Regions from separate parts of the Mus musculus genome. Here region 2 is linked to region 1. Evidence: chromatin loops called from intact Hi-C (ENCODE). Cell type or tissue: gastrocnemius. All regions are shown on one strand. Links, peaks and the distances in the headings refer to the core of each region. The heading gives the core; the rest is flanking DNA. Region 1 has its middle 37 kb from the start of Gm6567. Region 2 overlaps Rgma (repulsive guidance molecule family member A).

Evidence for each region. A loop is a pair of places that touch in the nucleus more often than their neighbours do. Peaks named below come from ENCODE experiments on the same cell type or tissue, not always from the same donor. Only the 100,000 strongest peaks of a DNase experiment are listed, where the experiment ranks them.
Region 2: it touches region 1 in a loop (7-fold over the local background); 3 of 42 quality-filtered maps call a loop at or near these places.

Annotation. Positions count from the first base shown.
Region 1 is chr7:73,133,672-73,144,310 of GRCm38, forward strand. No RefSeq gene overlaps it. Among named protein-coding and RNA genes, the nearest start is that of Gm6567, 37 kb to the left of the region's middle. In gastrocnemius, for the core only: a CTCF peak has its summit at 4,741 (motif pointing right); DNase peaks (open chromatin) are centred at 4,771 and 7,595; H3K27ac peaks cover 388 bases.
Region 2 is chr7:73,417,126-73,427,764 of GRCm38, forward strand. Rgma (repulsive guidance molecule family member A) reads left to right here. Exons shown (of 4, transcript NM_177740.5): 4 at 192-2,774. The coding sequence ends at 908. Chd2 (chromodomain helicase DNA binding protein 2) reads right to left here. Exons shown (of 39, transcript NM_001081345.2): 39 at 9,527-10,639. Among named protein-coding and RNA genes, the nearest start is that of A730056A06Rik, 47 kb to the left of the region's middle. In gastrocnemius, for the core only: CTCF peaks have their summits at 5,541 (motif pointing left) and 8,750 (motif pointing left); DNase peaks (open chromatin) are centred at 873, 2,452, 3,274, 3,822 and 7 more places; H3K27ac peaks cover 6,264 bases.

The DNA of each region.
Region 1 (10,639 bases), core at 770-8,769:
TCCTTAGCATGCACAGGGCCTATTTAGGTTCGCACCAGATCCTCTGTGTTTATATTATAGCTATTAGCTCAGGATTTTTATGGGACTCCTGACTCTGAGCACTAGTGAGTCCCTGACTCTTGCGACCATTATTAGGAATCTCCTTCTGTTGGGATGTCATATCCAACTCCGATATAATAGTTTTTGCTTCATCTTGTATTTTATCATGTTGAGAGAAAAAAATCTCAACAGAAGCAGAATGACTGAGTGTGAAATAAATAAAACATGAAAGAAGAGAGGGGAAAAAGAATCCTTACCGTGAATCTCTCACATTCATTATTATAATCATGTCTTTCTCTTTTAATGCACTTAGTGAATAACATTAATCAGCTTCTGATTTAAGCCAAGCTTTCCTTCTGGTGAAATCTTTTAGTTCAGGAACATTATTTTTCCTGATATTAATATTGCTTGAAGAATGAGCATCCATAGGCAATTTATTTGTAAAATTGTGTTTTGCCACGTGCCTTCAAGCGTTCTGTGCACTAACACTTCAGGTAAAATCCAGACAGAAGAGTACTCCCTTGTAATCTCTCTGACACATCTCAAATGCTATCCTGAAAGTCCCCTATACCCTCCTGCCCTCCTCCACCCCGCTCCCCAACCCACCCACTCCCACTTCCTGGCTTTGCCACTCCCCTGTACTGGGGCATATGATCCTCAGAAGACCAAGGGCCTCTCATCCCATTGATGGCAACCTAGGCTATCTCTGCTACACATGCAACTAGAGACACAATTCAGGGGGGGGGGGGTGCGGGTATTGTTGTTCCTCCTATAGGGTTGCTGACCCCTTCAGCTCCTTGGGTACTTTCTCTAGCTCCTTCTTTAGGGGCCCTGTGTTCCATGTTATAGATGACTGTGAGCATCCACTTCTGTATTTGCCAGGCACTGGCATAGGGGAGGCATTATTTTAAACTCAAGTTTCTGCTTTGGCTCCTTTGGAATGTTTCCTATAAATTCTAGCTCCAAACATACTGAAAGGCCAGACTGTGACTGAAGAATCCCCAGAAGGATCTGGGGAAAATGGCTCAGTAAGGTGCTTGCCTTGCAAGCATGAGAACCTGAGTTCAACCCCCAATACCCCCATTAAAAAGCCCTGATGATGCTCCACGGTAATATCTACACTGGGAAGGTAGATCCCTGGGGCTCGCTGGACAGCCATCCTGGCCTGCTTGGTGAGTTTCAGGCCAATGAGAAACCCTTTCTCCAAAAGAAAAAGGCAGAAAGAGGAGGAAGAGCTAGAGAGATGGCTCAATGTTTAAAGAGTACTGGCTCTTCCTACAGAGGAGCCAGGTTTAGTACCCAGCACCCTCACAACTCCTATCCTTCTAGTTTAGGAATCTGATACTTTCTTCCAGGAGCCTCTGCACACACTAGGCATCATGTATACGCAGACATTATAGTATACTCATGAGGTTTGAAATAGATAACACTTAATGATTGACGTACTACATATGTGCCCCTGCACGCTTGAGTACACGTGCACACAAAACAGTTCTCCAGAGAAACCATGCATCTTTTCGGTTTGGTTTTGTTCTAGAAACTTCTGCTGTGGATGGCTGTTCCTGGGTTTACACAGTCCTTAGTCCCATCACGACCCATCTCTTTTTTGTTTGCTGATGCCTGTGTGCCTCAGCACACCCTTCCAGCCCTGCATAACCAACTCTAACACGGGTTTGATATATAGACTTGTGTGGGGAGCGGGTAGTGCATTCTCAATAGCTCAGAGCTACCTTGGAGCCTGGGAAGCAGAGCCTTTAAAAACTCACTCAAGCTAGGATTGGGTAGCATTGGTTGAAGGTAGGCCCTAAATCCAATGGCTGTTAGCCTAATAAAAAGAGAATAATTTACATGTGAAAGTAGGGGTGACGGGAGGGGGGGGGAGTGACGGGGGGGGGGGGGGGGGGGGATGAAAGCAGAGGTTGGGGTGGAAAGTTCTACAATTAAGAAAAACCACTTCAAGCTTCACCTCCAGAACCTCCTGAAGGAACTAGCTGTGTCCACACCTCCATCTAGATGGATTTCCAGCCTCCAGAGCTGTGAGAGGGAAGATAAATTCTTTGTCTAGGGCCATCCTGCTTGTGGAGTTTGCCACAGCGGAACGATGCCAGAGATCACTGCTGCTGCTTGTGTTCTTGCAAAATGAATGGCTTTAAGAGTATCTTTAACATATATGCCTAACATTGCACCACCAAGTCATGGCTGTCCCACCCTCCTTTTCACTAACACGTTCTTTGTGACTCATCCATAGAGCGTACACAGCCTTCCAGCCAGCCACTGCTGTAGAAGGCAGAGATCAACAGGTCTGACTCTCATGCCAGATGACTTGTGTGTGGCAATTTCTTTTGTTTACTTATTGAAAGGTGGGGCGGCTGTGTCACAAACACTGCCTATTTCCACTGAAAAGACTACTTGCAGGGCTTAACAAAATAACTGTACTTGCCTCGCCCCTCACAACCCTTGAATGTTTCTCTAGCCTTACAGTCCACCCACATCTGCCACTCTTTGACTGTCTACATTGTGCTAGCATAGCGGGTGGATTTCTAAGATGCTACTTGCCTATTTTGGATTAACAGTTCAGAGCTTTCGACAGCGGACCGTACTCTTTTTATCCATTGAAAGTAATAATAATCTGAAACTCCAAAGGGTTTTTACTTAATTGCTACATCTGTCCACACTACCTCTGTGGAAAACAACCTTGAAGGTGCTTGCAGTTAGGCCAGCTGGTGAATGTATAGCATTCTCAGCTCTAGGCCAGTAGAAGCAGGAAGCTCAGAAGCCCAGGGCCATCCCCAACTATATATTATCATGTTTGGAGGAATCCTGAGTTATGCAATACCCCATCTCAGATAAATACATGTACATGTGAAATTTTTAAACATTTACGTTGCTTAGAAATAACCATTTTTGTAACTGTGTGTTACATAAATAGCTTTCTATGGAAAGTAATTTTCAAAGCAGAGAAGGCAAATTTTTGTTTTTCCAAATCTTTTTCATGTCTGGCTTGGTGAAAGATAGCTGGTTTCTAGCCTTAGCTTCTATTTTGTTCCACCTCGAACTCATGACAATATTCCTTTCTCACTAGTGGGATTACTGGCAAAAGTCACCATTCTGGATCCTCTTTTAAAATGTTAACCGAATTACTCATAGTAAAATTCTATTTCTGTCCTTTTTGGTTTTCTTTTAGACAGAGTCAATCTAGCCTAGGTGGGCTTTGCCCCACCACATCTAGTTTATGTGGTACTAGAGAGCAGCGGCAAGGTTCTGAACATATCCATCACTCTACCCCGCTGAGCTTGAATTCTCAGCCCCAACTCATGCTAATGTTCTAAATCACTAGCTGAAGCTAATCTGACTTCCAGAGAAGTCGGGAGAGAGACCATATCCAAGCTTCCCTAACAGTCTGCTTCAAATAGGTCTAATGTGGGATCCCCTGCTTCAGTCCTTACAAGAGAAGGAATTCCGTGGGAACCAGTCAGTTACCCTGTCTACCTATAGAGACTTACTTTGCTCGCTCCCACAGTTTATGAAATGAAGTTCTGCCCAATTCTACGATTTCAAGTAGAACAATTATGAGCCTTAAACTTAGTGTAATCTCTCCTTTTCTGACATAGGATTTCACACAGCTCAGGCTGGTCCTCTGACTACTGTGTAGCCCTACAGCCTGATAGGTTATTTCTCTACCTGTGAGATGAGCCAGTTCAAATCAGATTATATTAAAGGCAGATTTATTGGGAAGCTGCTCTCCCGCCTGGCCAGGAAGGATCCAAGCATGGAAACCAGGGAAATTGCCATAGGGGAAGGTGGCAGGGGAAGAAGAGAACAAGAAAGGGCTCACTTGCAGGGAGGAGAAGAGAGAGCTGGAGAGAACAAAATGTTTGAATTATATAGGGAAGAGCCTCTGTAGGAAAAGCAGCCCAGCCCCTGGGCTGGAAAGTTCAAGATTGGGGCCAAGGTATGCCAGGTAGGAACCTCATGAGGGATGCTGGGAGAACCTGGAGGGCCAGGTCTGCTTTGACAAGTAAAATGGGCACCTCAGTCCCATGTCCCGGGTCTGAAACCAAACACAGGCTTCTGAATTCCATTCTTTTGGTTGACAAACAAAGATAGGTGAGAAAAAAATTAACTTTATTTTGTATTTTGTTAGTGTGTTGTTGCAAGACAGGGTTTCTCTGTGGGGTCCTGGCTGTCCTGAAACACACTCTGTAGAGTGGACTGTCCTCAAACGCAAGAGATCTGCCTGCCTGGGACTAAAAGAGTATGTCCACATACATGGCTACAGATAGTTTTAGATGTCCCCCTTTATTGCTGTACCAGAACTTAAATAGTAGCTTCTTAAATGCCTCTGTACAATTGGGTGACCTTTTTGTGCACTGTTGTGGGGAAAAAAAAAAGGCATGTATATATCCTACGCTCTGAATAGGTCTTTGGCCCACTCCACTGCTTATTGATGGACCTTTGAGATAATCGGCATGTGTCATTAAACACTCACCATACCAGCACACATAATGTTGCTACTACCAATCGCATTAGAAAAGTATGGGCCAAGCCCATGGAGACAGATACACGCTTTCCAAACTTCTCACTTTGCCACCAAAGCCCTGTGAGGAGCTGGCAGGTGGGTGAGGAGATGGTTTGTACTTTTAGTCTCAGAACTCCTGCAGCCTCAGGCAAGAGCTAGGCAAATAAGCCCTAGTCAGATCCCAGCTGGGCAGCAGAGGGCAAGCTCGGTCTATCCTGTGACTACCTACCTCCGAGGAGGGGGAGGAGCCCAGCAGGTCACAGAGAGGAAGCCTCCAGAACCCAGCCCGCCTGACTCTAATTGGACCAGAGGCGAACACCTCCCAGTGTCCATCATTTTCCATATGTAACTGATCCCAATAGCAGAATTCAACAACCATTTATTGAGCATTTGTTATCTTCCAGATGGAGAGACCAGCAACAAAAGCATGAAACCAGCCAGACTAGTCTCAGATGGTGTTTCTGCTTTGGTGTTGAGCCCTGGGCTGGGGGGGTGGGGGGTGGGGGTGGGGGTGGGGTCAGTCCTTTTATGGAGACCAAGAGCCAAGGGTGGTAACCTCACATTGCTAAGGAGACTTGGGGTATGACCTTCTGGCTCCTTCACTCATTATATTCCACTCCTAGAATCTCAAGTGTCATCCAAAGGCAGTCAAACTGTCTAGTGGGCATTTCAGTTAGCTTACAAGAGAATTAATTATTGTGATTGAAATGTTGGGTCCCTCCTCAAGGACCCCTATGGTTGAAAAGTTGAATGAGTCATACAGCCTGTACCCTTTGATATAGAGGGGACAGGAGCAGACTTAAGATAGGATGGATTTTAAATAAAGTAATCTCCCCGACTCCCACTCTCTCATACCCCACCCCCCTACACACTCACTCACACACACACACACACAAACACACACACCACTGTCTTTAAAGCTCCATTCTTTCAAGGGTCTTCTAAAGAATTCTGGTCTCCTAGGAGTGCATTATAAAATGCAAATAACCCAGCAGGAGGCCACCTCTACCGCCTATTGACACTGGAGTTAGCTATTAGCACTTAGCCCTCCCTGGCTTCTCAATTGCCCAGATGAGCTCAACCGCCTACTGGCTCACCCTGCTAATGAAAAGCCCAACAAGCGAAAGCCCTCTGGTCCAGAAAAGAAGCTCCTTCCTGGATGTGAGCGCCTGGACGAGAAAGCCAGGGGAAACTTCCATACCTAACTCCGATACTAGCCCTCTAAAGCCTGTAGCTTGGAATCTAATCAGTCTAATCGGTCTCTGAGCTACTGACTGGAAGGACCTGGGAGCCAGACTTTGAGATGCCCTGAGCCCTGTCCTGAAGGCTGTGGGAGTCATTTTAGAACCTACCTCAAGTCCCTCCTAACCCTCCTCCCCCCCCCGCCCCCCCCCCCCAGTCAGCAAGTTCACAGAATTCCAAGTTATCAAGCGCCTCCCTGCCTGCCCTTCTGCCTCTTCCCTGGGCTCCCTCCGATCCTGGTGCCGCATCCTTGGCGGATGTAGCCTTCTCATACCCCTATGCCTACTTTTTATCTGTCAGCAAGACAGAAGATGCAGGAAGACCTCTAGGAAACCAGGAAGAGTGTGCTGGGAGTAGACGGAAGGAAGGCACCTCTGGATGCTTCGGGGTCGACACTGTTGCCTCCCTCAGATCCTCTTAACAGCTCTGGGAGGGGGACCAGGAGGGCTGGCTAGTTGAGGAGAGACACCCACAGACACCCTAATGTCCTCCCCAGAGCCATTCAGCCTCCCAGGAGCCGCCTCTCTTTGCTTTTGTATTTGAAATGGCTACTTATATGCAAAACTGAAAACACTCGGACAGTGAACAGTGTTGTATAAGCAGAAACCAATGCTTGTGAGCTAGCACTCAGCATTATGGTAGGTCGTGGCTCTGACTCTTGACATACGCTGTCTCTTTGAAGACAAAGGTTGTCCGGGCAGAGCCCTGTGGCTTTTCAGGGACACGCTTCCTTTTCTTTGGTCTAGTCATAAGGCATGGATGCTCCACTCTGGAATTCAACCAAATGTTTTAACAAGTCTCATCAACAAACACCCTCTAGCTACCCAGGCTAGGAGGAGGTTCTGGGGAAAGGCTTCTTGTCTATAGTTGGTTGACTGAGAACTTGTTACTTTCTGCCTGTCCTGCCTCCTCTGCTAGCCCTGGGTGTGGCTTTGCCTGCCTTAGGATTCCCCAGTCTTGCACATAGATCGATCAACCCATTCTGTCTCCTTACAATCATTCCCGTATATAGAGCCTGATTTTTTTTTTTTTTTAAGGAATTGAGCAGTGGCTCCAATTTCCCAAATAGTTTCGGGGAAACGCATTTTCTTTTACAGTTCGTGACAAGTGCCACAAGCCCAGGAGGGGCCTACTTATATTTGAGGGTACTGCCACAATACTAAGGATCATGGCTGGCTGCTTTCCCCTTCCTCTGAGCAGGCCCTGCTAGTCAAAACCAAAGGTTTACTGTTCCACAGAGCCGCACAACCCCAGCACGATAATTGGTTCTTAAATGAGCCTGGGACCCTCAGTTTATCCAGTCACAGTGAAGTCTAGATTTAGGGTCTGTGGTTAAGATAAAGAAGGAATCCCGCTGTTAGGCATGGATGACAACATGCATTTCCCTTCCCCTTGTCCTCTCAGCTACACGGAGACCCAATGGGAAGCCATTGGAGAACCAATAGGAAGCCATTCTTAGCATCTAGGTAGCATGGAGAGCATCTAGGGAGCATGGACATTTCTGCCTGCTGGCTTCAGGATTAAGCACTGCCAGGCAGCAGCACCCACTCTGATTTTAAACTAGTTGGATTTGGATTTTTTTTTTAATTTACAATCCAAAACATCTTATCGCGGACTACTATAAATCCAGAAGGGCTCTTGGATTGGATGTCACAATTTAGGTGACATCTAAGAAAGGCCACAGATCCTGAAGTTCAAATTTTGTTTCTGGGAAGCTGATCCCTCAGGAGCCCGGCCAAGCTTCTCTGCCTGGAGCAGTCTTGACTGCCAGCCCTCCCTGAGTGGAGCCTAAAGCCCCGCAGCTTGTCACACTGTTATGTTAACAGAGCAAGCCCAGGATGCTGTTTGGCCTTTGTAGGGTGCCACAGCTCCTCCCAGGGTAGAGAAGTGCAATTCCTCTGTTCTCTCTTTCCCCCTTCCTAATCCTTGGCACCCCCCTCCCCTCCCCCTGCTCTTGCCCCGCCCCCCATGGGTCTTCAAAGGGTTAAATGCAGCTGAAGTTGCTTTTAAGAACAGCTGGAAACAAAGTGCTGCCCCAGGCTGAGAGCGGCCAGGAGGGGTCAGGAGGTTAACTGAATTATTTTCCACGGGAATAATTTTCTAAGGGAAATGGTAAAGTTATTTAAGCCACCAGGTGGGACACATAAAGGACAATCTTTCCCAGCCTTCCAGAAATGAATGCTGTTTGGCCTCACAGAAAATTTGGGGGGTTGGGGTGGGGGTGGGGAGAGGACTCAGGCTTGCATAATGAACTCTAAACCTTAGTAACATTAAATGACTTTTTGTAGCTAATTTGTATGGAGTGGGTGTGGCTGCTTTTGTTGGAAGAGTTCCAAGGACCCTCCGAGCCATATTTTCAAAAAAGAAAAGAAAAAAAAAATAGTGTCACCTGCTCAGAAATAATAGTGGGATGGGGGCTGGGAGAGAAGACTGTAATATGTTCATGCTCTTTGACACATTACTCCCACTCTTGTCATTACAGCCCAGAGAAATACACCCAACGAGGGAAATAAGCTTTATGTGCAAAGATGTTGGGTACAACATTATTTATGATTTTGGAATTAGAAAACAAAAGATTCAACGAAGGGAATAGATTATTGCACATCAGTGTGAGAGGATATCACGGGCCGTTAAAACGGCAAAGTAACAGCATGGAAACTGTCAACTTAAAAAAGCAGGCATAAAACAATACTCTGGGTGGTGGTAACCAGGTAACTGCCGTCTGCTTGTAAATAGAGGAGAGCATGGTAAGGAGGAAATCCAGCCCAGCCAATGGAATCATGGGATCTCTTCAGCCTTTGCTCAGTTCTGTGTAATGTTTATTTCTCTTCTATTGTTTAAAAAAAAAAAAAAGTTGCATTAAGGAAAATAAAATGCTTGAAAATTGTGGAGAGAAGTGTATGTGAGCCTCTGTAAATGTCTAAGAAAATACTACACTGTTTTCAAGGAATGAACTGTGTGGCAGGTGAGTTACATCTCAATAAAGCTGTTACAAAAAAACATCTTAAAAAATTTAAGTTGAGCCACTTTGGAGAAAGAGAAGAAAAGATCTTTGTTTTCCATTTAAGGAGCAATGCTTGTCAGCAGTGAGAACAGGGGCCTTTGGAATGAATTCTCCACACAATTTATTAAGTTGCTTACAATTACCACCCTAGGCCTTGTTTTATAACCAGAACATGCTCAGTGGTCTTAAAGGGACAGGGGCCTCGTTGGTCAGTCCTAAGAGATCGTTGGTAGTGGGAGAAAAGTTCCAGAGTTAGACAGACTACTGCTCTGGCAACTGTCATCCCTGACTCTTAGCAGCAGCAACTACACAAAAGTCTCTCGGGTCAGGGCTCCCAGCATATCCCAGGCTGGTGTGATAGCTCTTAGGCTCTGGATGCAGGGACCCTCGGCCCCTTAGGACTTTTTGGACCCCTGGAACTTTCCATCATCATTCTTTTGTCAAAGGTCTTCAAGTGTCCCACCTTCAGCTCTGTTGGTTCTCTGCCCTCTTTTTTGCCTTCTCCATATTTTCACCATCTATCGTCCCTGGGGCCTGTTCCCTCCCCTGCCTCTATAGCAGATCGCCTGCATTCTCAATAATCCAGACTCCCACTGAGGCAACAGCCCCTACTGCTATCTTCTCCTCTTTGGGTTACCAGCTCATGCTACCCGTGATAAAATGAGTATCTAAGGAAAGACCATTACGGAGAAATCTTTGATTGGCCCTAAGGATGCCACACCAGAGGGTAGCATAAGAGGTGTCTCCTAGGTGACTCAAAACACATGCATTATATAGCCAGAGGTGGGTCCCGGTGGGTATGGCATGGAAATAGAGGTTTATAGTTTGTGCAAACCACAGTTTATCTTCCAGTTTCATCAATCAAAAGCCTTAGACAAAGACAAATCACATGATTATTTTTTTCTTGGATTACTAGACAAGTGCCCCTCCGCTGTGTGAGAGAAAGAATGAGCTACAAGGTGAACAGAGTTATCTAGAAACTCAGAGGCTTTGGAGAGCTGAGCCTGCTAGAGCTATCTGAAACTGTAGCAGGAGCAGGATCCAGGCCCCTTAAATGTCTTGTTACTGCTTTGCTGAGATATAATTTGCCATGGGTGATGAAGCCAGTGACCTCCTAATGTGAAAATCCTACAGACTAGTGGCAGTGGAGGTGGCCCTGAAACTGGAAAGACCTGGGGTTTTGAATACTGTCTCCAGGATTCCAGCACTTTCACATCACTTACGTTACCAGAAGCATGCCTTTCTATGCTGGGTTTCCAAACGCAACTGAAACAAAATAAAAATATGTGACCGCTCCTGACATACAGCGGTATAATGGCAACCCAGGTATCTTCCTCAAGATAACAATAACTGACCAATATTTCTTCTGCTAAAATAAACTCATGCTACCTCTTTCCTGCTCTCTTGCCTCTGCTCCCAGCTCCTCACACCCGTCTGCCTTCTTCATTTTCCCCTAACCAAGTCCCAGGACCCCAGCCTCGTACTGTCAGTCAGCACCAGCTCGGCCCACAGCATATGGCCCGGCATACGCTCCCCATGACTTCATGCAGCTTGACTGTTATTTTTGCAGACTGGTATTAAGAAGCGTAAGCCAGGGATTTTTTTTTTTAGATACTGTCATGCTGGGGACTCTCAGGTCTGCAGTGCAGATGGAGCGATGCTTGGATTTAATGGTACAGCACGTCGGCTCTATGTTCTCCTTCCCATCCCAGGCTCAGAGGGCAGCGGTGCATGAGGGGTGCCTGCTCCGTTCTGTGTTTTCTGTGTGCCAACAAGCTGCCTGCCCCACTGTAAACAGTTGCAGACTGAGCAACACCTACCCTGAGAGGTTCCTG
Region 2 (10,639 bases), core at 824-8,823, 280 kb after region 1:
TAATTTTAGTACATATATAATAAAAGTTACAAAGTATTAAGTGTACAAGAGTGTGGTTGGTATTTAGCTGTGACTGTTACGAAGAAGGGAGAGTCCACAGCATCCTGGGGTACCTCCCAGTCCCCTAAGACCTCTAAGGCACATCTCCTCACACATCCTGATCTACTCTCCTCTGTATCTTTTCCCCATAGCTCACCATCATCTTCAAGAACTTCCAAGAGTGTGTGGACCAGAAAGTCTACCAAGCTGAAATGGACGAACTTCCGTCTGCCTTTGCGGACGGCTCCAAAAATGGGGGAGATAAACACGGGGCCAACAGCCTGAAGATCACAGAGAAGGTGTCGGGCCAGCACGTGGAGATCCAGGCCAAGTACATCGGCACCACCATCGTGGTGCGACAGGTGGGCCGCTACCTGACCTTTGCCGTCCGGATGCCCGAGGAGGTAGTCAACGCCGTGGAGGACCGTGACAGCCAAGGCCTCTACCTCTGCCTGCGGGGCTGCCCGCTCAACCAGCAGATCGACTTCCAGGCTTTCCGTGCCAACGCTGAAAGCCCTCGCAGGCCAGCAGCCGCCAGTCCCTCTCCCGTGGTCCCCGAGACATTCCCCTATGAGACAGCCGTGGCCAAGTGCAAAGAGAAGCTGCCCGTAGAAGACCTGTACTACCAGGCCTGTGTCTTCGACCTCCTCACGACTGGTGATGTGAACTTCACGCTGGCTGCCTACTATGCTTTGGAGGATGGCAAGATGCTCCACTCCAACAAGGACAAGCTGCATCTGTTTGAAAGGACTCGGGAGCTGCCAGGAGCCGTGGCCGCCGCCGCCGCCGCTGCCACCACATTCCCCTTGGCCCCCCAGATTCTCCTTGGCACCATCCCACTTCTGGTCCTCCTGCCTGTGTTGTGGTAGACAGTTGGCCATGTAGGTAGGATACAGAGGAGAGTAACGACTGCCCTGAGCCTTGGGCTCCTGCCCCTGGCTTCTCCTTTTGTCTGAGGGCTCAAGTCAGCCTCAGGATGCAGCCCAGCAGGTGGGCTGGCTCCCTGAGACCCAGTGTTCTCTGCAGACCAACCAACCGTTCAGCAGAGGTGGCCTCCGCAGCTGACGGCCTGAGCATGGTGCCCTCAGAGCCGTCTGCAGATGTTTTGGCCGGGGTGAAGGGCGCGTGGGACAGCTCTCCCCTCTTGATTTGTGCACGCAACAAGGTTGTGGTGATTGATGCTGTGTTTTTGTGACAGTAGAGTTGTGTGAGGGAGAGAGCAGCTCCCTCTACCCTGACCCCCATCGTGTGAATGTGCGAACCAGAGCCCCCTAAGCTGAAGTCCACCCCCCCCCCGCCCCCATCACCAGAGAGACACTGGGAAAGTCGGCTCCTTCCACACCCTCACAATGCACTGAGACAGGCCCGGCTGACTGCTGCACACCTACTCTGGGGCCCCTGTGCCCTCCCACACACTCTCGCGCACACTGTTACACAAGCACACTCGCACACACTAAGCCCATGGGGACACCCCCAAGACCCCACATCAGGAAGGCAGAAGCATTTCCAAGATTCTATCCCCAGGCAGGTACTCCTTAGCAGTGTGACTAAGGGCATACCAGAGAGCCCTGCTCAGCATCTTTAGCAAATGGATGTAACCTTGTAGCCAGGAGGCTGTGCCCTCCTGGTCCCTTCCTACCCAGTGCTACGCAGGGACTGTCCCGTGCATCCAGCTACTGTGGATGTGTCTGAGGTGCTGCATCCAGGCACCTGCCTGCAAAGCCCCACAGTTGAAGGGAGGGTGTGTTTTGGCCTGAGGTCTAAGCGGTACCATTCATGGGCTCAGATCCCCAACTCTGGCTCCACCCTCTGCCCCTCTCCCATTGCACTTAAGAAATCGAAGTGCTGTCATTCTGAATGTTTCAACAGAGACGTGATCCTCCGGTTCCTGCCATCGCCACCCCTACCCCCACCCCTCACCCCTGCCCCCGCCAGCAGACATAAGAGTCCCCACCAGAGAGGGGCTGGGGTCTCAGGGCATGAGCAGCAGATCCAGTGGATAGGGCCAGCTGGCCTGCCCTGTCCTCTGCCCTTTCACTTGTCTCCTAGACTTCCCCTGCTGCTGGTCAGCAGCTACACCCCCCAGCCCTCTTGTCTGCATTTCTTTGTGGGAACTGAGGGGAGCACCTTCTAAGAGGCCTTCCTGCACCATGACCCTGCCTGGCGGGTTCTCCTCCCACTAGAACCTTCTTTCAACTCTCTGGCCACAGCCAGAGAGAGGCCTGTCACTGGGAACCTAGCTTTCTTTCCTTCAGCTCAAGGCCAGAGTCCATCCACAGAGCCCAGAGCCATTCCCATCTCTTCTGCTGTTCCAGAGGCCCCCCAAGGAACCAGCATGGCGGTACCGCCAGCCCCCCTGGGCCACCCAGCCAGCGGCCCTGCAGAGCCTACCCCAGCCCCACCCCCCAGGGACCTCTCATACACTGGCCGGGAGGCTGCAGAACCTGCCTCTCCCTCCCAGAGGTCCAAACCCCTGCCAAAACCACGTGGGTAGCTGGGAGGGGTCAGCTCCGCTGCCCCCTGCTGGTTTTTCAGCTATCCCTATGTTGGAAGTAAAAGAGTTGAAGCACTTTATTTTGGTTGTGTTTGATCACGTTCTGCTTGGAAGTGGGGACCCCTCACTGAGTCCACCTGTGTGCGACCTGTGTGGAGAGCCACTGCGTGTACATACTGTAAATTATTTATTAACGGCTAAATGCAAGTAAAGTTGGTTTTGTTTTGTTATTTTTCTTTTAGATGAGCTGTTGGAGTTTATTTTCGAAACAGACTTTGGTCCTTGCGGGGTGGAGAGGTGAGGTGGGTGGGTGGATGTGTCCCCACTACAAAGTGTGTCAAGACGGGGCTGTGTGGGCCCAAGTTGTGTGAGCTGTGAGATGCAGCTGTTTAACCACCATGGCCTTCGGGGACTGAGATTACCTCTCTTCCTTCCTATGCCTGAGCCGTTAGAAGGACTTGGTTGGTCCGTTTCCCCTTGCTCTGGGCACGTCAGGGCAGACCGATGTTATACGATGAAAGGCTGAGAGCTGTTGTCTAGAACAGAGTCTGGAATGGAGGAGGGTCTGCGGTCCATAATGGCTTCATCCAAGCCAGCATGACCGAGAAGCCCCAGCCACAACTCGACCCCTTCAACATCCCTTAGCACCCAGCCTAGGGGCCCAGTGATGTGCTCTGATAGCACCACTGTCCAGACGTGTGCAAAGCCAGGCTCCCTGCTGACTACGGGCACATGTTGTCGCCGTGATTCAGTGTCACGGGACCCAAACCATTTAACAGATTGAAGATCTGTGTGAGATGTGCCCCCCTGTACCATGCCCTCCCTGTCAAGGGCAGAGCCAAGGCATACACCTAGGTCAATTTTGCTTGTGATACTCTGTTCAAGTCAAGTTTAAGTCCCAGATAAGTAAGCTTGGTCAAGTCACTTAACCCTCTGAGGCTCCCAACAGCTCCCAGCAATGTCTTCATCTGCTCCCCAGAGGAGAGGAACCCGCAAGACTGGGGAGGAGACGAAAGGCCAGTAAGAGGAGAAATCCAGAGAGCATTTATGCCCACCGGACACACAACCTCAGCACCAGATGTGAGGAGAGAGAGAATGTTCAAGAGCCTTGCTTGAAACAAAGAAACAAGCAAAACCACAGGCTCTTAAACAAAGACCCTGAAGGGTTGATCTAGGAGGAAAGAGCTAAATGCACCCACTCTCCTGCATTGTCAGTCACCAAAGGCCTGGCCCCCCCAGTGGTCAGTGGGATTGTTAAAGAAAACAATCCCAGGGGAACAGCATAGCAATGGCGGGGCCATTGGCCCGAGCCACACGCTGGACAGACTGTGGAAAAGCCAGGCCCAGGCAAAAAGTCCTTCACTCTCCATCAGATGAAAGTGCCATGTGACACTTGCCAAAAAAATATGTGGGGCTTGGAATTTTTTTCAGGCTCCTAAATTTAACCCACAAGAATTCTTTCCTAAATACCACACCGCTCACTGCCCTCCAGAACAGGGGAATTTGCATCTCAAATGTCCGGGGCCAGCACCTTAAGTCTGAGTGCTCCAGTCTTCCTTGTGCATGACAGTTGCTCTGAGTTAAGTCTGAGTGCTCCCATCTTCCTTGTGCATGACAGTTGGTCTGAGTTAAGTCTGAGTGCTCCCATCTTCCTTGTGCATGACAGTTGGTCTGAGTTAAGTCTGAGTGCTCCCGTCTTCCTTGTGCATGACAGTTGCTCTGAGTTAAGTCTGAGTGCTCCCATCTTCCTTGTGCATGACAGTTGCTCTGGTGCAGACCTGGGCCGAGGCCAGTCAGCCTGGCAACCGAAGAGCTTTCGCATAGCCTGTGAGCTACTCTCTCTCTCCCACTCCATCCCCAACTGCCTATGAGTATGTAGCTCAATGTTAGGGCCCTTGCCTATGGTGTGAGAGACCTTAGGCTCCTGGGTTGTGCTCCCCCCACCCCCACCAGAGCAAAAACAAGGAAAAGAACTCTTAGGCTTCTCATATCACAAGCCAGAGTTTGTAAGGGTAAAAACCAGAAAGGACTGATCAGCGAAATCTGATAACTGCCCGGGTAAATTTGGAGGGAAAACTTATCTGAAGACTGGCAGAGGTCCAGGAGAGCCAGGCAGCACTGGAGCCTGTCTCTCAGGCCCAAGCATGGCTCAGAGCAGCGGCTGGGCATGTGAGCTTGGGCAGCAGGCTGACTTGGCATCGGAGCTGGGCTCTGCCTGTTGCTAGCTGTGTGGTCTCCCTTGGATTTTTTTTTTCTTGAGCCTTAGATTCCTGATCTGTAAAATGGAATTACACGTAGCCACCTCCCAGGGTCCTGTGGAAATCTAATGAGCTAATTCCTGGCACAGATGCCCAACATCAACAAGAGAACCCACCGAAAGAGGTCCCGGTGGCAGTGGTACCCAGGAACTTAGTCATTGATGAATCCATTTGTCTCGGGACAAATCCTGTATTCTTGCTGGGGAGATAAACCAATAGTTGATACTTACATAATCTAACGACCCACATGGCAGCAGACTCCAGGAAGAGAAGCAGGTACATTCTGAGTGGCCGCCTAAGGAAGGAAGAAAAGGGATGCTCCTCTTTGGAGGGGTAAAAGGCATGTGTGACTAACTCACCACACGAGTTTCTGGAGCAAGGCATGTCAGAAGGTGGAGAAAGCATTCTACAAAGAGCAGAGTATGCGGGGGTGTGTGTGTGTGTGTGTGTGACGACCTGGAGCAGCCCAGCCCAGAGCTCATAAGACCTTGATCCCTCTCGCTGCCATAGACCTGAGAACCCTGAGCAGTGGCTGAAGAAGGTAGGGAAGCATATAGCTGCTCTCAGTCCCCTCTCATTCCTCCTTCAGGAACAGGATGGCTCCAATCCTCTGGACTCTGGTGGCAAAAAAAAAAAAAAAAAAAAAAAAAAAAAAAAAAAAGAGAGAGATCTAAACATTGGAAGAACCGGGCAGCATGTGGGTTATCTGCGGTTAGGCTGGAGTCTGTGTGCGCCTGCTGCCCTCTGCAGGACAGTTCTAGAATTACACTTACTCTGGGATGCTATGTCAGATACAGAGATGGTCCCACCTAGGGAGGCATGCTAGTGAGTTTTCTGTCAGCCTGAGTCACCTGGGAAGAGGAAACCTTAATTAAGAAAACGCCTCCATCAGATTAGCTTATAGGCAAGTCTGTAGGGGCATTTTCTTGATTAATGATGATGTAGGAGGGCCAAGGCAACGGTGGGTGGAAGGGACCACCAGGGCTGAGTGTGCCACGGAGGGCAAGCCAGTAGGCACCATTCCTGTGGCTTCTGCTTCAGTTCCTGCCTCAAATTCCCGCCCTGACTTCTCTGCATGTTTGGAAGGGCTAAAATGAAACAAACCCTTTTATTCCCCAAGTTGCTTTTGGTCAATGAAGTGAAACATGAAGACTCTTTGGAAAGACAGTTGGAGGGTGTTTTGTTAGGACAAACACGTGAAGGAATGTTTCATTAAAGTGGACACAGGTGTAAAAAGCTAAGGCGGATTCGTGAAGGAATGCTTAGCTGAAGCAGACACAGGAGAAATGATGTTCTACTAAAGCAAGCACGTGAAAGGACGTGTGATGAAGGATTCTTGGCTAATGACAGGCATCGTCCACCTCACATTGCATTTGTCGGGAAACCATGGAGAGAAATGCACCAAAAACTTGTGGCGGTGTGCTGTAGTTTGTTGCCACTTTCAAGGACTCGGGCTGACTGGATGCATGTGCTGAGGCAGGACACGTGGAGGACACGTGATGCTTGGAGGGTAGAAATAGGACTCCACAGAATGACGAAGAGAGCTTGGCTTGCTGGTACAGCTGGCTGTGTAACGCTTGTGGGTCTCTCGTCTTCACTGATCTTCGCTTCCCTGAGAGATGCACAGCTGAGAACTTCTCCCGGGGCCCCTTCTGCTGTCTGGAGCTGAGGCTGAGGCCCGGCTGTCTCTGCTAGGTAGTGTCACTGCTGTTGCTAACCTGATTCTTCTGAACTGGGCTCCTGGTGCATCTGTGAGGTAGTTTATCTGTGAGGTGTTTGCGAGTGGATGGAGCTGCCACTGCCTGCTAACCTGTGAACTGAACTGCAGATTTCCAGACAACAGACAGGAGTTGCTCCAAATAACCTTTCTAAACAAGTCCACTTCCCTCTACCCCCACCCCCATATCCTTTTTACTAACTCTGAAGGGGGGGGGGGCTACAAGAAAGGTTAAAGCGTTTAAGAACCATCATTAAAAACAGGATTTGAAAAAATTAAAGTTACAAGTCATTGTGTTTATCTCTGAAATAGAAAGCAAACATGGACAGGTTGCAGGAGTGGTCTCCATCTTCAGTGCGTCTAGTGGCCCGACCATCCTCTCTAACAATGTGACCAGCCAAGCACATATTATGTATCCTGCAGGGCCTCCATCACGGCTACCTCTGTTGGCCCTTGGTGGGGCTAACAGAACACACATCTTGTAATCTTGCTTCTTTTCTCCCTTAGGTGGCATTTTGTCTGCTTGCAGTTTGCTTGTCTAGAGTACCCACCCCACTTAAAATAAATTCCAAGAAGGCAGGCCCCATGCTTCTGTTGAGAACTCCCTCCAATGAGCAGCCTGTCCCCAGGATCTAGTTGTAATTGTGTCCTTCTGACACTGAAGCTCTTCGATGGCTCTGTCCCTGCTGGGCTCCAGAGCAAGCGGTGGCTTTACAGAAGCCTCTTGCTCAAGCCACTGGAGCTTGGTGCTGGGAAAGGCCTGACCTCTGAGAAGGACAAGCTTTGTCCTGGTCACCCCGACCTCCCCAGCTGTCCTCTGGTTCCATCCCCAACTAAGAATGGGACATTGTCTCCTGCCTGGTGGCCTTCTCTCTGCCCTGTATGCACTCATACAACACACCAATTTGCAACTGAAGCTGCTTCACAGCAGAGATAAAATGGGGTGGGGGTGGGGAGGACACACTCTGACTCCCATGAATTCCTTTATGCCACCCAAACACCACAATAGTGCCTGTAGTTAGCAGGAGTTCCAGGAAAGGCAGAGAGCTCATGTGAACTCCCCATGCTTGCTTGCTCTGAGGTATGGCAATTTACTCTGCACACACTGCAGGTGAAGACCATTGTTTTTGTTCCCAAATAAAGCCAGAAGTGTGGCCAGGGACAAGCCACTTGGACACATTAACAGTCCAGGACATGCCCGGGACCTGTCACCTGAGGGAAAGTCTCACCAGCAGGGTCTGGGCAGGGTGCCACTATGATCAGGGGCATACAGAAAGGTTTTAGCTGGTCCAGCCACATCCACAGCCTACTCCACAAAACCATGCAAGCCAACAGGCAGCATGGGCCAAAGAAGGTTCTGACCTGAAGTATGACAGACGGGGCTTTTAGTTAAAGCCTTGATGGAATTGCCAGGACGGCTCCTTTAAAAGCCACAGACTCTGTTCTGACACACAGCTGATCCTTAGTTTTTGTACATGACCTTTCTGTTGGCACTAATTGAGCAGGGTTTGTGGTGATCACCAAACATTGAGTCCCTGCTAGGGAGGGCTGGGAGGCAAGGGCCTGCAGCTTCCAGAAGGTGGGCATCTTGGCAGCAGTGGGCTTCGAAGCCAGCTAACTAGCACTTAGATTGTCACAGCACTTGTTCCTAAAAGGTTCCCAGAGCTGTTCTAGCTGCGTCCTGAAGCAGGGGGATCACCAGGTTTCTTCACAGGACCTGTCCTCCACACTTCTCCACTCAGGCGCAAGCGTTATAGACCCAGCAGCCTCCTGCCAGGCCAGGCCTTGCACCTAAGGGTCCTGGACAACTAGCAAGGTGGAGTCCCAGCGGCCGCCCTCTCCCTGCTGAGTGGACACATGGGTGTGTTTGGCACTAAGAATTGAGAGAACCATAAAGGTTTGAGTTTTGTTTCAAAGACACTTATGTGCAAGTTTTAAAAACCCTGGGCTTGGGCAAGATTCTCCTAAACTCCATCCTAGGACAATTTCGACACATAGGCCAGGTCACCTTTCCTCTATCTGGGCCATGTTGGAGCTAAGCCTGCCGCTGTGCCAAACTGCAAGTGAACATTTGTGTCACTGTTTCCATAAGAAAAGCGTTTTTCGGGGCTGGTGAGATGGCTCAGTGGGTAAGAGCACCCAACTGCTCTTCCAAAAGTCCCGAGTTCAAATCCCAGCAATCACATGGTGGCTCACAACCATCCATAATGAGATCTGACTCCCTCTTCTGGAGTGTTTGAAGACAGCTACAGTGTACAGTGTACTTACATATAATAAATAAATAAATCTTTTTTTAAAAAATAGAAGAAAATTTTTAAAAAAAGAAAAGTGTTTTTCCGCATTCAAGAATATATAACCCAGGGCTGGAGAGATGGCTCAGTGGTTGAGAGTAGTGACTTCTCTTCCAGAGGAACCAGTTTCAATTCTCAACACCCATACAGCAGCTCACAACTGTTTGTAATTCCAAGATCTGACACCCTCACACAAACATACATGCAGGCAAAACACCAGTGCCCATAAAAGGAGAATAAATCATGAAGGAAGTTAGGAAGTTAGGAAGTTGGGGAGGGGAGGGGAGGGGAGGGGAGGGGAGGGGAGGGGAGGGGAGGGGAGGGGAGGGGAGGGGAGGGGAGAGAAAAGAAGAGAAGAGTATATAACCCAACTGATTAACTGCACTAAAGCTGTAGGCTGTAGGCCTGATGTCTTACTTCTCTCTGGACAGAGGTGGATGTTTGAAGCAGGCTCCCCATGACCACTGTGAAAGATGAGGGCAACCTCTCATGACTCAGTTTTAATGGCTCCATGCCATTCCCTGAAGTACGCAGCTGTGGTTTGTGGCTGTTCAGGGACAGAAAACTATTTAGAACCAATAACAAAAATGCAACTTAAAAAGCTTCCATTGTCGAAGATGTAAACAAGCATGGACACACAGCTTGCAGCCAGCCAGGGAGGGAGACTGTGGCGTGTGCCTCACACCAGAATGTAATGTAACTGGTTAGCCCAATTCTAAAAATCCTTAGTAACACTTTTTAATATACAAGAATCAAAAAAGTACAGCAGTTTTACAATGTAGGAAAATTTAATACATACTATATAAACAACATTATTTACATCAGAAATCACCAGGACAGTGGCATTTTTCACAAATATAAATTAATTACTGTTTAGTCAACAGGTTTCAAAAGTCCACAAGTTTACAAGAAAAACCACCTGTCCCCAAATGAGTAGGGCACAGGTGGACTACAGCAGCCTGGACCCTTGGCATGGCTCTCTTCCCAACACGGCTGGCCTCGGCTACGAGAGCACAGGTGCTGGGCTGGACCACGGCTCCTGCTGACAAGTGGGTTTGTTTGGTCTGTAGGATTTCAGTGTTGCTGTGTGTGAACGTTTAAGTGAATCACATTTGTTCTGCAAAGCCTGATGCAATGTCAGACACACCAGGTCAGAACCTCAGCAGCACAGTGAGAAATGTTGGCGCTCCCTCTGTGGGGCTTAGGAATGACTACACAGAGTAGAAGGAAGGACCATCAGGCTGGCCAAGTCAGAGAGGACACAGTGGTCAGTGGAGGCTTCATCTTCGTTTTCTAGGGCCACAGTGCATCATAGGACTTCAGGACTTGACAACATTCACACATAACTTCCTCCAAGTCCTGCCACTTCCTCAATGATGAGCAGCTGCCCAAAGCCAGGCCCCACAGAACGTCACTGGCAGCTTCTCTTACCTGTGCAAACTTCTGCTGTAAGCATCTGATGCACATACTAGTTTAAAGCAAGAGGAATGCTTCCTTTCTTTCAACCCCTCTTCAAATCCACTCCCTCACCTACAGCAGATGTTTGATGGGACATACTGTAATCTTAGAATCAATGTAACACTGATCTGGCCGATAGGGTTTTTGCTACATTTTATGGCACTATACCTCAAGTCCTGAATAGGAACAAAAGAAAGTTCCTTTTTCCTCATGATGAGACAGACAGTTTTGAGAATAATTTGTAACTTCTACCAACAAGTTGAAAGACAAGACCTAGGTGAATATGGAAAGGCAAGGCCTCCACCCTCCGCCTTCCTTCTGCAGAGGTACCTCCTGTGCCTGCTACACTCCCAACATCCAAGAGCTCAGCAAATCAAACACA